Linked DNA regions of Homo sapiens: regions 2 and 3 are each linked to region 1. A link is an interaction called in ENCODE POLR2A ChIA-PET data of the cell type or tissue named here. Cell type or tissue: HepG2. All regions are shown on one strand.

Region 1 (5,000 bases):
CTCCACACACCCCCATACCACCACCCCCACCCCCACCCCCACAAACCCCCAGGAGGAGAAATCAGGAGTCAAGGGAGACAGACTTTTCCTCCCAGGGCCTGCTTGCCCCTGAGTGGTGCCTTTTCTCCCTTGGCCTTTGGTCCTCAGGTGGTAAGACCTTGAACCTAGGTCCAGTTCTCATGGCAAGGGATCTGCCTATTAACACCGAAGGTCTCTACCTGTGAGGTTGGATATTAATGGGCAGGTCCCTTTTGTTTTTTCTGTAGTTCTCCCTATTAGACAGAGTGAAATTATTTGGATATTAATGGGAAGATCCTTTTTTTTTTAAGTTCTCCTTATTAGACAGGGTGAACGAAACCCTAGAAATTTTGATCTAAACTTTTGAACTGATATTTTTATTTCCCACCCTAAAAATGAAACTAGCTCATGGGGTAACTGGCAAAAATCAGACATAATTCTATTTTCAGGAAGAGTTTCTACATGGAAACCAACCAATCAGGCAACAAACAAAATTTCTCTGCTGTTTGGAAAACACTTTCTTTCTTTATTGATTTTTTGAGTCAGGGTTTTACTCTGTCACCCAGGCTGGAGTGCAGTGACTCAATCACAGTTCACTGCAGCCTTGACCTCCCAGGTTCAACCGATTCTCTCACCTCAGCCTCCCAAGTAGCTGGGACTACAGGCATGCACCACCACACTTGGCTATGTTTGTTTTTGTTTTTGTTTTTTTAATTTTGTAGAGATGGGGGTCTCCCTATGTTGCCCGGGCTGGTCTGAAACTCCTGGGCTTAAGTGATCCTCCTGTCTTGGCCTCCCAAAGTGGAAAACACTTTATTGATTACTCCTGAGCAAGCAAAAAAAAAAAAAAAAAGGCAAATTTGGTGGTACACACAATAACAGGTTGGTAATAGGAAAAGTCAACTCAACATCATTTTTGTACATCCTACCATGTAAAAGCCATCATGCTGCAACTTCACAAGCTCTGAATTTCAGATTGTCCATGACCCTGGTTTTGAATCTCAAAGTTCACATAAAAGACTTGGTCAAAGCAATTGATTACTGTAAAGTCTTGTTTGCCGATGATTAAATGAGAAGTATATGAAATGCCCATCACAGTGCTTCCCATGTGACCATGGACGTTTGGGAGCATTTCAACGATAAATTTCAATGAGTAAACAATGACTCAGTCCCTATTCTTATAAAAGAGAGAGAAAGAGAGTTGGGAGAGAAGAGGGTGCCAAAACAAGTCCATTGTAAGTGCAGTAAATGAGATACTAAAGTGCTATGGTCAAGGAAGGAAGACTGACATTTTTTTGAGTACCTATGTCAGAATATGTGAGGGAGAGGTCACAACTGGTTGAGAGGGAAGGAGAAATCCAGGACGGCTTCTGAGAGAAGGAAGCATTTGAGATGAGCCTCGAAGCATTCGTAGGATTTCAGTACCCTGGATGCCCGATGTCTATCCTTTAAAAAATACTCCTCTGTGAAGAATTGCCAAAGGATTAACGATCGTGCTGAATTCAATAAAAAATCATTACTGGGCCAAGCATGGTGGCTCACACCTGTAATCCCAGCACTTTGGGAGGCTGAGGTGGGAGGATTGCTTGAGTGGAGGAGTTCAAGACCAGCCTGGGCAACATAGTGAGACCCCCATCTCAAAAAAAAAAAAAAATAATTACTGGAATGTGCAAGAAACTTTCTGAAGTAAGCAGTTCTAGAATGTGAGTAGTGATTTGGGAAGCCATAGTGCCCCACGTAGATTAATAAGATGCATCCTGGGCTGGCGCAGTGGCTCACGCCTGTAATCCCAGCACTTTGGGAGGCCGAGGTGGGTGGATCACGAGGTCAGGAGATCAAGACCATCCTGGCTAACACGATGAAACCCCGTCTCTACTAAAAGTACAAAAAATTAGCCGGGTGTGGTGGCAGGTGCCTGTAGTCCCAGCTACTCGGGAGGCTGAGGCAGGAGAATGGCGTGAACCCAGGAGGCAGAGCTTGCAGTGAGCCGAGATTGCGCCACTGCACTCCAGCCTGGGCAACGGTGCAAGACTCTGTCTCAAAAGAAAAAAAAAAAAAAGATGCATCCTGGACAGTCACTGGGGTGGACCAGGAAATGGGCACTTAGGGTCTGGCATGGAGCAGTGTGTCCTGCTGTGCTGTACATGACAGTGGGTGGCTGTTAGCAAGCACCACCCATGAGACCGTAGCACCCACAAACTGCAATGTTTTAGAATAGCCTGGATTACACTGTGGATGTTTAAAGCAAAGGATAAACAATGCTCCATCTAGTTTAGTTTCACTGCATCTCCTACTTGAAAACTGAATAGACTCGGTGGCCATCCAGCCCCTCTTGTCCCGATATTTCACTCCATGGTGAGTCACAAGCCCTGGTCAGACCCTAATGGACACAGCCCCACCTTGAACAGTTCCTCTTTCAGGCTGAAATCATCTGCTGGGTATGAAGACTCAGATGGGATAGGAAAGTTAAAACTTAGAAATAGGCGTGCTCTGTTCTTTTCCAATGCTTGTCATTATGCTCATTTTCGTGAGGGACAAGGCCTTTGCCTTACACCTGGGACCTAACATTAATAGTCCAGGAGAGAGGATGGAAGGGACCCAGGAGGACCACCTGCTGGAGTCACTACCCTGAGCCACCACATCCCGGGCATCGGCAATTCCTGGGCTGGCCAGAGCCCTGGGCATAGACAGTTCTACAAGCAGAACATGTTTTTCACCCTTGCCCTTCTCACCCCTCCAAAACCCAGACCTAAGTTACCGAAAAAGGCGGGACATAGTGGGAAGGGGGCAGGTGAAAGAGGAAGAAAAGACGGAGATGGAAAACAATTAAAAAAAAAAAAAAAACTCCAACAGAACTCGATAACCCGAGGGCCCAGTGATCGGTGCCGCACGGCATACAAAAGCCAAAAGGCAGGTCCCAGGACGGGTCAACTTAAGACTTAATATTTGCCTTTCACTAAGCAAACTAATAAATCCCCTATGGTTTTAGCCACGCAGAGCTCCCAGTTTTTATTTATTGGTCAAAACGGCAGGCAGGGTTTCTTTTTTTTTCCCCTCCCAGCCACCCTGGGGGTAAATAGTGGTCCCCCTTCCACCCCTCCTGTCATCAGCCTGTATGTCTATTTACCTTCTCCCTCAACAAACTCATGTTCAGTGCAACTGACAATGCGTGCAAACAGCTTTGAAGTATTCTTTGGTAATGGACTTCCCGGACAGCCCTGTTTTTGACTTGCACAGCCAAAGGCAAAGGGAGAAAGGGCTACTGCTTGTCAGGAACCAGCTGGGCCAGGCAAGGCTGAGAACTTGATGCATGGCAGGAACCTCAGAGAATCGTCAAGACCAACCCCTGCCCCTTCTCTGTCCCTTTTATAGATGAGAAAACTGAGACCCAGAGAAAAGGCTAGAGTGACTCACATGTGACCCGGACTTAGTTGAAGCCAAGGGCAGGGCCGGTGATCAGGTTTCCAGACCCCTCAGTTTAGGGCTGTCTTCAGGCCTCCCTCCACCTGTTCTCCACCAGCCTGGCATATAAGGGTCTTATCCAAGGTCAGTGACCACTTCCAAGGTCACCTTGAAATCCTTTAAACTGCAGCCTCCTGAGCAGAGGGACTTGTTTCACCACGAGAACCTCCTATCTCTCCTGTCAACATGACTAATATTTTCCCACATGGGTTTCCAGGGCCGCTTGAAGAGGATCAAAGTTCTCCTGTGGATCAAGTTCCAATGCCATGGAAAATCTCACAGGCGAGGCTGAACAAAATTGGGGGGTGGGGGCGGTGTCGGGGAGCTAATTTGAAATAGTTATGTTCATAATGAAATTAAGGCAAGATGAAATCACTTTACATTGCACCTTGGACAATGTCTAACGTACTATTCTAACATGAGACCTAAAACCCCAGCAAAACTTTAAGACATGGACTCCTAGAAGGCTGATAGCTTATCCATCAAATATGCCAGCATCGTGGATGTCAGAACTATTAATAGAAGAGGCTCCAGGGATCGTGTGGCCCAAACCCCTCATTTTATACGGAAGGAATTAAGATGATGAGGAGCTTTCTGAGACAAAAACTTAGGTCTCTCTGCCTCCCTGCACTGTGCTTTTTTTTTTTTTTTTAAACCAGAACAAACATGGGGAAGAGGGCAAAAAGCATTTAGCACAAAATCTCATTAAGAAATTGACATTCATGGCCACCTGATAGTGTATGAAACACTCTTTAAAATTCAACTGCTTCCCCATCAGGCTGGGTATCACTCAGCCTCTCTCATAGTCCTCTCTCCCCTGGGCTGAACGATCCCTTGCCTGATTTGAAAGGGGATTCCTGCATTAGTCAGAGATAAATCTAGAGAAGAGTGATGCTTTAGACCACTTCAGCCTCTCAGGTTCTGTGATTGCATATGGATAAGGAGATAAGAAAAGAGAGGGCCAGGCGCATTGGCTCACATACTTCAGGAGGCCAAGGCAGGAGGATTGCTTGAGCCCAGGAGTTCAAGACGAGCCTGGGCAAGATGGTGAGACCCTGTCTCTACAAAAAAATAAAAATAAAAAAAATTACCTGGGCATGATGGCATACAACTGTGATCACAGCTACTCGGAAGGCAGAGACAGGAGGATTTCTTGAGCCCAGGAAGTCGAGGCTGCAGTGAGCTGAGATCATGCCACTGTACTCCAACCTGGGTGACAGAGTGAGCCAGAGAGAGAGAGTGAGAGAGAGAGAGAGATTGAGAGAAGAGATTGTTGCCTTTGACATAAGATCAGGACTTCTTTTGAAACCAAAGAATGAAAGTAGAACATAAATGAAGGGATCATCTGAAATGCCTTCATCTTTTAAAAAAGAAAAATGGCACCCAAGGAGGTGGGTGAGCATCCCTCCAATGGTAGCGAAGGTAGTGAGAATCACTACAGGGGCAAACACCAAGGTGCATGATACGTCCATAAGTTCATCTCTACCCTAGCATGTAATTCCCTCCCTGTGGTCTTGCCA
Region 2 (5,000 bases), 66 kb after region 1:
GATGGCACTTTGATGTATAGTGTTCCCTAACACCAAGGCCACTCATTTTTTTTTTTACCTCCTTGCTCTTGTGGACATGATCTATAGCAGGGGTTCCTAACCCCCAGGCCATGGACGCATTACTGCTCCATGGCCTGTTAAGAACCAGGCTGCACAGCAGGAGGTGAGTGGTGGGTGAGTGAGCAAAGTGTCATTTGTATTGACAGCCGCTCCCCATTGCTCACATTACCACCTGAGCTCCACCTCCTGTAAGATCAGTGATGGCATCAAATTCTTATAGGAGCGAGAACCCTATTGTGAACTGCACATGTGAGGAATGTAGGTTGTGCATTCCTTATGAGAATCTAATGCCTGATGATCTGTCACTGTCTCCCATCGCCCCCAGATGGGACTGTCTAGTTGTAGGAAAACAAGCTCAGGGCTCCCACAGATTCTATGTTATGGTGAATTGTATAATTATTTCATATTACAATGTAATAATAATAGAAATAAAGTACACAATAAGTGTAATGTGCTTGAATCATCCAGAAACTACCCCCACCCCACCCCACCCCACCACATCCACGGAAAAATTATCTTCCAGAAAACCAGTCCCTGGTGCCAAAAAGGTTGGGGATTGCTGCTCTATGGAGCCCCATGCGGCCTCAAAGTCCCTCAACTCTCAGTGTCCCTGGAAGACTTTTCGGCTACACTTTCTGTCCAACCGGTTCTGCCCTTTATTTTTGTTTCAGGGAGGATTATTGCCATGGCAATGTCCAGGTGACAGAGTCAGGAGGGGGAAGAAACCCACCTGTATTCAACCCTTAATCCCTTAAAGCCTGTCAGAAAGCAGCAGCCTTGGAAAATAAGAAGCCTGGCCAGTGTTTCCTATCGATCACAAGACAGAATAAACCAGAAAACAGCTCTCCACGAAGAAGCCTTGGTCAGTCAAGTGTCCCTAGGGGCTCTGCCAATCTCCCTGCATAGGAGATCTGCCCAACACACATTTGCATTTTCAGAAAGAGCAGAGCAGAAAGGAAGCAGAAAGCCAAGTCTGTGGTGGGGAAAAAGGAAAGTGGGTTTCCCATGAGATTCAGGTAGCTCCCCAGGACCGAAGGATCAGCTGGGCACGTGTGCTTCCTATCTGGGTAGTGCTGGTCATTTCTGTTTGCTGTGGCCACAGTGTGGCCATCCTATCGGCACCTCTACCCAAGAGTGGGTGGAGCAAACAAAACAAAATTCAGTTCCTGGGTATTAGCTTAGCACCCAGTCCACAAACCTCCTCTGCCTCTGAGGAGGTGAGAGGCCCTTAAAGCTACGGGCATTCACAAAGAAACAGGAGGAAATGAGGAATTCACTGGAAATTTTTGCCGTCTATGCTAGGAGGAACATCCCAGGTACCCACAGGGACTATCAACAAGTATCCACCCCAAAAAATAGATTCAATAAAACAATAAACTTACAAATATGAACTTGTAACTGTGGTTTACTATTCTTGGGGAAGTCTGTTTTATTTCTTTTCTTTTATTATTTCTTTGAGACAGGGTTTTCCTCTGTTTCCCAGGCTGGAGTGCAGTGGCACAGTCATGGCTCACTGCAGCCTTGACCTTCAGGGCTCAAGCAATCCTCCTGCCTCAGCCTCCCAAGTGCCTGGGACCACAGGTGTGTGCCACCACATCCAGCTAATTTTCAAATTTGTTGTAGAGATGAGGTCTCACTACATTGCCCAGGCTGGTCTTGAACTTCTGGGCTCAAGTGATCCTCCCGCCTCGGCCTCCCGAAGCGCTGGGGTTATAGGTGTAAGCCACCGCACTTGGCCTGTTTTAAATAAGTGTTGTATACTTGTGTGTGCTGGAAAACAGCTATCCAGAAAACACCACGGATAGACAAGCTTCCCCAACCAAATTGTGTTCCCAGTTCATGCGTTATCCACTGACCCTCATTTAAACTTGGTTTTGGCTCCCTGTGTTTTTCATTTCATTGTTAAGGAGGCATACACTAGATCCTTCCTCTTCTTGGGCTCAGTTATCCACAGAGATACAATATTTTAAAGGTTGTCATGTCCTTGCCTGGCTTATCAAGGAAGTAAGGGACAGCCCAAGGGCTTCCCAGGTAAGGAAAAACAACGGTTTTATAAAGCCACGGCTGGTGACAGTGCAAAAGGAAAGGCTGCTTCCATTGTATCTGGTCATTGGGTTTGCTGTGTGCCTATCAGGTTTATAAAACAAACTGCAGCAGTGAGAGGCTGTGAGTGAGCTCTCTTCCTTCCCCTATTAACTATCTATGCAGTAAGAAGGCCTGATGCACCCATTTAGCTGGGAATAGCTGCCAGAACTTTAAGGCTGATGCCTGGGAGAGAGTCAGTGGGCGGCACCGGGCTGGCTTTCTGAATTCAATCAGAGGTGGCCAGCCCCCTCTAACCATGATCCAAATGTACATGCCAGATGAGGAGCCGTCGTGGTTGAACAGGGAATGTTTCATGCAAATCATGGGTTTGGAGCAGGATTTTGTGGAGGGAGCATCCTTGAGAAAAATGTTGGGATGGCTACGGACTGGCGGGCTATTAGTCACAGAGCCACCACCTCCTCCATGAACGATGAAAGTTCTTACCACCCTGGATGCACAGATCAGCAGTTAATAATGAGGTCTCAGCATGGAGGAGACACATTCTTTCACACACATGCACACACACACATATGCACACCTGCACACACATACATACATACATACAAGCATGCACAAGAAGTCTTAGAGCCCCATCTCCTTTTGGCTGGGATTTTGCATCCTGAGAATCTTGGGTGTTACCCATGGGAACAAGCTCCTCCGAAGCCACACATGGTTGAAACTCCTCTCCCAGTGACAACGACGTCACGTCTCCCAGGCACTGGCTCCCTTGGGAATGTGTGAGTTGCTCCCCTGGGGCAAAGAGCAGCTGCTCGGGGTGACTCATAAATTGTGCTCTCAGCCCTGTCACCCACTGTGCCTCCCGTCCATTACTCAGCCTTCTCCCTGCGCTTGTTCCTATGGCTGCCCCTCAACCCAGCTCACCGCTGCTCCCAGCTCGCTCGGCACTCTGCAAGGATTGGCATTTGCTTCGGGCAGACTCTTCTCTGTCCCTGCCTTCTCTCCTCCATGAGACCCAAGGCAACACAATTTGCCCTTTGAGGAGTTGGGAGTGGGAGCAGAGATCGGGGTGACAGGGGACAGAGAGATAAAGGCAAGAAAAGAATGTTCCCTTCGTTGAAAAACAGTTCAGCTCCAGGGTCACCTCTTTGAAATCATCAGTGACACCTCACTCTGCGTACTCCCCTCAAACACAGCCCCTAGGCATTGCTTCTTCTAGGATCTGGGATTTTTGACACTGAAGGGTCCTGGCTGCCTTAAATCCTTTCTAGAAGAAAGTGGAATGAGGCAGAGTATAAACAGACAAATACACCCAACAGGTGAAATAAAACTTGAGCTTCTTAAGCAATGCTCTGTTTCTACAGGCAGCTCCCACTTGTGGAAAGGCAGAGGGATGAGGAGGGTGGACATGAGTCAAGCCTCCCCCTTCCACTCCCCACTGTCAACCCCCACCCTGACCCATTCAACAGCCTAGGGAGTTCCCTGCTTAAGGGAATCTTAGAACACACACCCTCTGCAAATACCTACAGCCTGTGTACTGAAACTTAGAGATTACTTCTGAAAAAGTGACATCATCAACAGTACAGGATTCTCAAAAACTCAGTCCCTGTTTCCTTTTTACTTCTGTTATTTTAAAATACCAAAGATACTTGCATTTTCTTCTTTTCCAACTGTTAGTGAACTCTATTCCAATCAGCATTAAGCCCAGCAATTTTTGTACTAGGTACCTACTCCTACACTCCCTGTTTAATAATCAGTCATCTAGAATAGGGACTGGCAAGCTTTTTCTGTAAAGGACCACAGAGTAAACATTTTCAACTTTGTGGGCCATGACATCTCCATCGGAGCTACTCAACTCTGCCATTGTAGCATGAAGCACCCATAGACAATAAGCAAATGAACAGGTATAGCTGAGTCTCAATAAAACTTTATTCATAGACTTGGAAATTTACATTTCATATAATTTTCACATGTCACAAAATATTCCTTTTTTTGATTTTAACTTTTAATGTGGAAAGGATTCTTAGCTCACGAGCTGTACAAAAACAGGTGGCAGGCCGGTCTTGGCCCACAGACTGTAGTTAGCCAACTCCTGGTCTAGAATCAAATATTTAAATGGAAACCCTGAGAGAGCTCTTTCTTTTGAAAAGAATATGATAATCGTGATAATAGCTCCCATGTATTGAGCACTTGTTCCATGAAAGAACTTGACATGGAAAAACGGCTTTTCATCCTCATATTAACATATGAGACAGGTAAATATTTTCTCTGTGTTTTGTGGAGGTAGTCACTGAAACTGATGAGAAGAAAATTAACTCACCAGGTTCACTGCAGCAAGGATTGGAACCTGAAGTGCAATTCCAGACAGAGATACGGGATGCACGGGTTCAGCATCCTTAAAAACACAGATTCCTGTATGTTAAGGAGGTGATGAGAAGGAGGTGTCTGGGGAGCCACCCCATGGGATTTATATCACTTGTTCAGAAAAACCTTCCATCAAGGCTACCATGAAGGAGTAGTCTTCCTGCCCAACTCCTAAACATTTCGCTCAAGTGAAACACAGCTCAGATGGACTCCAAGAACCCTTTAGAACTGGGGAGAGGGAGGAGAGTGGATGCATTTGACAAATGGTTAAGGGCCACCTTGTACTGGGGGTCATAGAAGGTACTGAACGGTGATTGAGAAGCCAACTGCAGGGATGTGAGCCTTGGCTCATTATTTTTGGCTCTGGCAGATGCCTGGGCCCCCTGCCCCTGTGAGTACTACCCCAGGATGCCCAGAAGCAGGGTTCTGTCTCCACGTACTACCCCCAACAGGAGGTCTCTGCGTCCAGCAGCCTCCGCTTCCAAATATTCCCCATTTCTGCTCTTCCTCTAGGCCCAGCCCTCCCCACTGTC
Region 3 (5,000 bases), 310 kb before region 1:
CACCTAGAAGGCAAAATGTTAAAGGGTGGCTCACTCTCAGGTGCTGACCGTGCACCTGTATGACTCTGAGAATCCTTACATTTTGAGTGCTAGGTACACCACACACCTCACCCCAGCCCCAGCTCTGCAAGGAAAAGACGAGCAAGAAATAAAACAATGTAGTGCAAAAAATGTTCAATGCAGTTGGTCTCGTGGTTTAACGATGTTTACAGAAAACACCTGACTCCAGTGAAATGTAATTCACGAGAAGAGCCAGAGTTCATACAACCACAGGACCACAGTCACATTTTAGTGAATGTATTCCTAGAGGTCTCTGGATAAAATCCTTGCTGATAATGAGAACAGTGGTTCTCAGGGCCAATCTTCAGACTTGCTTGAGGCTCCTAGGGCTTCCACCCAATGTATCTGTAGGCAGGTCCACACACACATTATGCAAAGAGAGATCTTTGAGATGAACCTATAAAGACAAAACTTTATCATTAGAAAAAAAAAGTGCATTCGTAAATGTCATAACAATAAAATTATACTCCAAGACTTTGTACAAGATGAAAGTAATATGAAGAAGGGGCTACAGGAAAAACCTCAAAATCATCAGATGCCCAACTTGTCCAAACACAGTATAAGGAAAATGACTAACATGGTTTATTCCTATATATCATTGTATTAGTCTCTTTTCATGCTGCTGATAAAGACATACCTGAGACTGGGCAATTTACAAAAGAAAGAGCTTTAATTGGACTTACAGTTCCACATGGCTGGGGAAGCCTCACAATCACAACAGAAGGCAAGGAGGAGCAAGTCACGTCTTACACAGATGACAGCAGGCAAAGACAGAGAGCTTGTGCAGGAAAACTCCCCTTATAATAACCATCAGATCTTGTGAGACTTAGTCACTATCATGAGAACAGCATGGGAAAGACCTGCCCCCATGATTCAATTACCTCCCACTGGGTCCCTCCCACAACACATGGGAATTCAAGATGAGATTTGGGTGGGGACACAGCCAAACCATATCAAACATGATGTAGTTCCTCCCATGTCGTGTGGATAAACCAACCCTGCTCTCTCTAACCACACATCTGACTACCTTAGGGAATGGCTGAGAAGTCACAGAACCAGATACAAAGAAGGCTAACTATTTCTGGGATATGCTATCCTAAATTCTGCCCACTAAGGTTGTCCATGTAGAATGGTGGCAGATAAGCCCAATTTCCTCTCTTTCAGGAAATATGAATATTAAGCAAACCAAGACAAGATTGGTCTCTAAAGCCCAGTTCTCTATGAAGGTTGCTATGCCTCACAGTCCTGGCTACTAGGATCCGGAGAGATAGCATCCCTTTCTCCCCCTCAACATGCACCAATCTTGCAATAAATCCCCATTACAGAAAATAAACTGAGTTGAGGTCCTCTTTGCAGAGCCTGACATAAGGTTTCATACTTATCCATAATCTCCAAATGTACTAATAAATTTTGGTAATAATACAACTATCAAACTAAAAAGAGAAAATGAAAAAAAAAAAAGTCGGGGACCAGACATAGTGGCTCACTCCTGTAATCCCAGCACTTTGGGAGGCTGAGGCGGGAGGACTGCTTGAGCCCAGGACCAGTCTGAGCAGCCTGCTAAGACCCTGTCTCTACAAAAAAATACAGAAATTAGCCAGGTATGGTGGTGAGTGCCTGTGGTTGCAGCTACTTGGGAGGCTGAGGTGGGAGGATCACTTGAGCCTGAGAGGTTGAGGCAGCAGTGAGTTATGATTGCACCACTGCACTCCACAGAGTGAAACCCTGTTTAAAAAAAAAAAAAAAGGAAATGCCAAGAACAAACGTGTCTGTCTGTCATCATGTTCTTCCGGCATAGATGACTGATTTTTACAGAGTTAATGAAAATATCCACAGTGATATTCATGGTGCCTCCACATTTTAAATTATTTCTCCACTGTGCTTGTAAGAAAAGAGAAGCTCAGATCTATAGTTTGTTACTATAATCAATATTTTAGTGACCAACTTTCAAATATGCCATTTTGGCTGCTGAACCATTTAACTAAGTCAAAGGCTACACAACACATTCGGCCATCTTTATTTCTTCTCTTTCTCTCTTTGGCCAAAAGGTGGTAGTAGGTAATCAACTGATAGACTGCCTTTCAATAATGGAGGTCAAAATGTTCAAATCCAGGTTCCAGATGTCCTGGTTAAACAGCTGGGAGTGGAATTTGACTCCCATGGAAAGAGTTTAAGCCATGATTTGGTCATTGACCTCCAATGTTTGCTCTGACTTCTTACAGGGGAGTTCAAAGTGGAACTGTGAAGTTTCCCAAGCTCCATGCAGGTCACTGAAGTCCACCCTGCAAACAACAGTCCTTCACCTTCTGAAGACCTGTCACCTATGAAGCAGCAAGGAAGGAATTTCTTGGCTCTGCTTCCTGGCAGTCATTACCTGTGATCTTCTATCCCAATTGGTTGACCCTAGCAACTGAGCCCCATGAAATATGTATTTAGTGGACTGAATGAATTGGACAATTGAATCAGAAAAAGCAACAAGAACTCCCAAGGTTAAAACAAGTCCAGGACTACACTCCTCTCTTCCTGCCTCTCCACATTGATCTGCAGCTTCTAGAGAAGACTGAGCAAAGAGATGCTGGTGTCTTTGACTTCAGGGAAGAGCAATGTCAAGGAGAGAGGCCAGCAGATTTTTTTAAATCTCTATTCACCTGTCACTGTCCAGCCTGCCATTGTGGTGGGTGAAGACAACATTTAGGGATTCTAGTGCTAGTAGGATACAAACAACATTTCTATTTTGTTATTAAGTAAATAAATACCACTCTTTATCAACCTGCTCCTTCCTGGCGTGCAGAATGACTTATAGCTAAGGTAAATGGTCGCTCAGGAACTCATAGCACGTACCCACTTCCAGGTAGCTTCAGCTGAGCATTCAGCACAACACAGCATAAGGGCTAACAGTGAGCAGAAAGCCCCAAAACTCAGCACCTGTCTTTTTAGTATCTCATAGAGAAAAATAAATGCAGAAAGCATATTGAAAGTGGGGAAAGCATGCAGTCTTCTGAGGTTAGGGCCAGGCTGCAGCAACAGCTATGGTTGGCTGGACTCCCTGACACCAAAGAAGAAAATGCTGTATGCTTTCAAGGAGCCTTCTGGAGTACTGAGCTAGGACATAAAAACATTCAACTGCTCTTGCCATTTGAATGGGGAAATATATGGTTCTAGGCCTGCAGCAAGAAAAGTGGTGCATTCCACCCAGCATTCTCATTCTAAAATGCAAATTGGATCACGTCTGTCTTCAGCTTCATGGTATTCATTGGTTTTAGATGAATTGCAAAGTCTTTAACATCGCAGAGAAGGCTTTTTCTGGTCTGACCGCAGCCTATTTCCCCAGGTTTATCTCTCACTCCATCCCATACCTGCACTGGCCTTCTGTTTTCTAATTATCTTACTGACCTGCCATTCCCAGAACCCACCATGTTTTCTCTTATACCTGGATTTTGCACATGCTGTTCCCTCTACCTGGAACATATTTTCCCCACCCATCCATTCTCTGGCTAACTGTTACTGGACTGAAAAGCATATCACAGAAAACAAACAGTACCAGCTGTCAGCGGACAGTTTTTGCATTGTATTAATATTTTCTTTCTCTGAAGCTCCAGAGACCAAAAATGTACAAAACAACAAATCAAGCAACCTCACATGGTAAATAATTTTTCACCAATAAATGTTAAATATAGTTCATATATGCTTATATTATACAAGTCTTCTAGGAAGACAGACATTAACGATGCAAATTTTAAAGTTCATTTCTTTAAAAAAATCCATGTATAATATTAGCAGATTATTCTTTTTGGAGTCAGATATATGCGGCTTTGAGTATCAGCGCTGCCACTTACTAGCAGTATGATGTTATGCAAATTATCAACCCCTTTGTGCCCCAACCTTCTCATCTGCAAAGTGGAAATCATCCTAGCACCTGCCTGATGGACGTCTTGTGAGGATCAAATGAGATGATAAGAATGAAGTGCCCTGTGCTACTTACCAGGCATGCAGTGTACTCAGTCAACTCAATGAATGATCACTGTTACCATCTTCATTGTTGTCATCATCATCATCAATATGTATCAAGAGCCCTGCTGCATCTTTCTCTGGTGGCTCCTGGTGCTTTAAAACTTGATATGCTCATTCCATTCTGCAGCTACCAAAGCCTTTTGAGGGTTAACCTAACCTTGATCACTCCTGAAGAGCATCCAACCACCACCTTCATCTTGGGCAACAGGAAACTACAGGGCTCTTCTCAGGTGGTTATTCCCAGGAGGGGGAAACTTACTAAGACATACCAGAGGTCCTAATCAACAGAATAATTAAAAAGGGAGGCAGCCCTCTTCTGCAATCCCTGACATCTAAAGAGTCTGTCACCCTTTTCTAAGCCTATTCACATTTGTATGCCCAACTTGAGGGAACCGGGGCAGATGTTACTCTTCTCATCATTTTAAAATGAGGAAACTGAGGCACCTAAAGGCAAGCTGCCCAAGCTCACACAAGTGAACTGTTCAGCTCTTTCTTCAGATTACCCCATCCCATGCCCACTGTGCACACACCCTGAGCAGCAGCCTCCAACCTCAATATCCTCTACCCTTCCCAAAGGCGCCACCAGCTCCTTTACACAGTTTAGTTTTCCCTTCTCCCGACAATGGCCGTCTGTAAGAGGCCCCAGGTGCCTGGAATTTGAAATTGTTTTTCTTCCCTCCCTTCCTGAGGACCAGATTGTTCCTAAGCTCCAGGCTGCCTGGCCAGTGCAGGCCTGACTTGCTGGCACCTAGGGTTGCATTAAGGATATGGATTTGTTTTTGCAGGACTGCTCATGAGCGATGGAGTGCTGGCGTTGGCTTCCTTGTGAAAGGCACATGGCAACTAGGCATGTATTTGCAGGGAAGGAAACTTCAAGAATAAACAGAAAATACACACACTCCATATCCTGCCAGCCAAGCCCCAGCCTC

What was found. Peaks named below come from ENCODE experiments on the same cell type or tissue, not always from the same donor. Only the 100,000 strongest peaks of a DNase experiment are listed, where the experiment ranks them.
Region 2: POLR2A ChIA-PET joins it to region 1 with 15 read pairs; 8 of 35 experiments call an interaction of 5 or more read pairs at or near these places.
Region 3: POLR2A ChIA-PET joins it to region 1 with 11 read pairs; 3 of 35 experiments call an interaction of 5 or more read pairs at or near these places.

The regions. Positions count from the first base shown.
Region 1 is chr17:72,396,733-72,401,732 of GRCh38, forward strand. No RefSeq gene overlaps it. Among named protein-coding and RNA genes, the nearest start is that of LINC02003, 56 kb to the left of the region's middle. RefSeq lists an enhancer at 3,536-3,830. In HepG2, no CTCF peak of the experiment used is centred here; DNase peaks (open chromatin) are centred at 599, 3,019 and 3,669; H3K4me3 peaks cover 841 bases.
Region 2 is chr17:72,462,801-72,467,800 of GRCh38, forward strand. The region is part of intron 1 of LINC00673 (long intergenic non-protein coding RNA 673); the gene reads right to left. Among named protein-coding and RNA genes, the nearest start is that of LINC02003, 120 kb to the left of the region's middle. RefSeq lists an enhancer at 2,699-2,908. In HepG2, no CTCF peak of the experiment used is centred here; DNase peaks (open chromatin) are centred at 2,901 and 3,551; H3K4me3 peaks cover 663 bases.
Region 3 is chr17:72,090,648-72,095,647 of GRCh38, forward strand. The region is part of intron 2 of SOX9-AS1 (SOX9 antisense RNA 1); the gene reads right to left. It overlaps LINC02097 (long intergenic non-protein coding RNA 2097), which reads left to right. Exons shown (of 6, transcript NR_110827.1): 6 at 2,283-2,834. Among named protein-coding and RNA genes, the nearest start is that of LINC02097, 21 kb to the left of the region's middle. RefSeq lists an enhancer at 1,999-2,512. In HepG2, a CTCF peak has its summit at 2,124 (motif pointing right); a DNase peak (open chromatin) is centred at 2,274.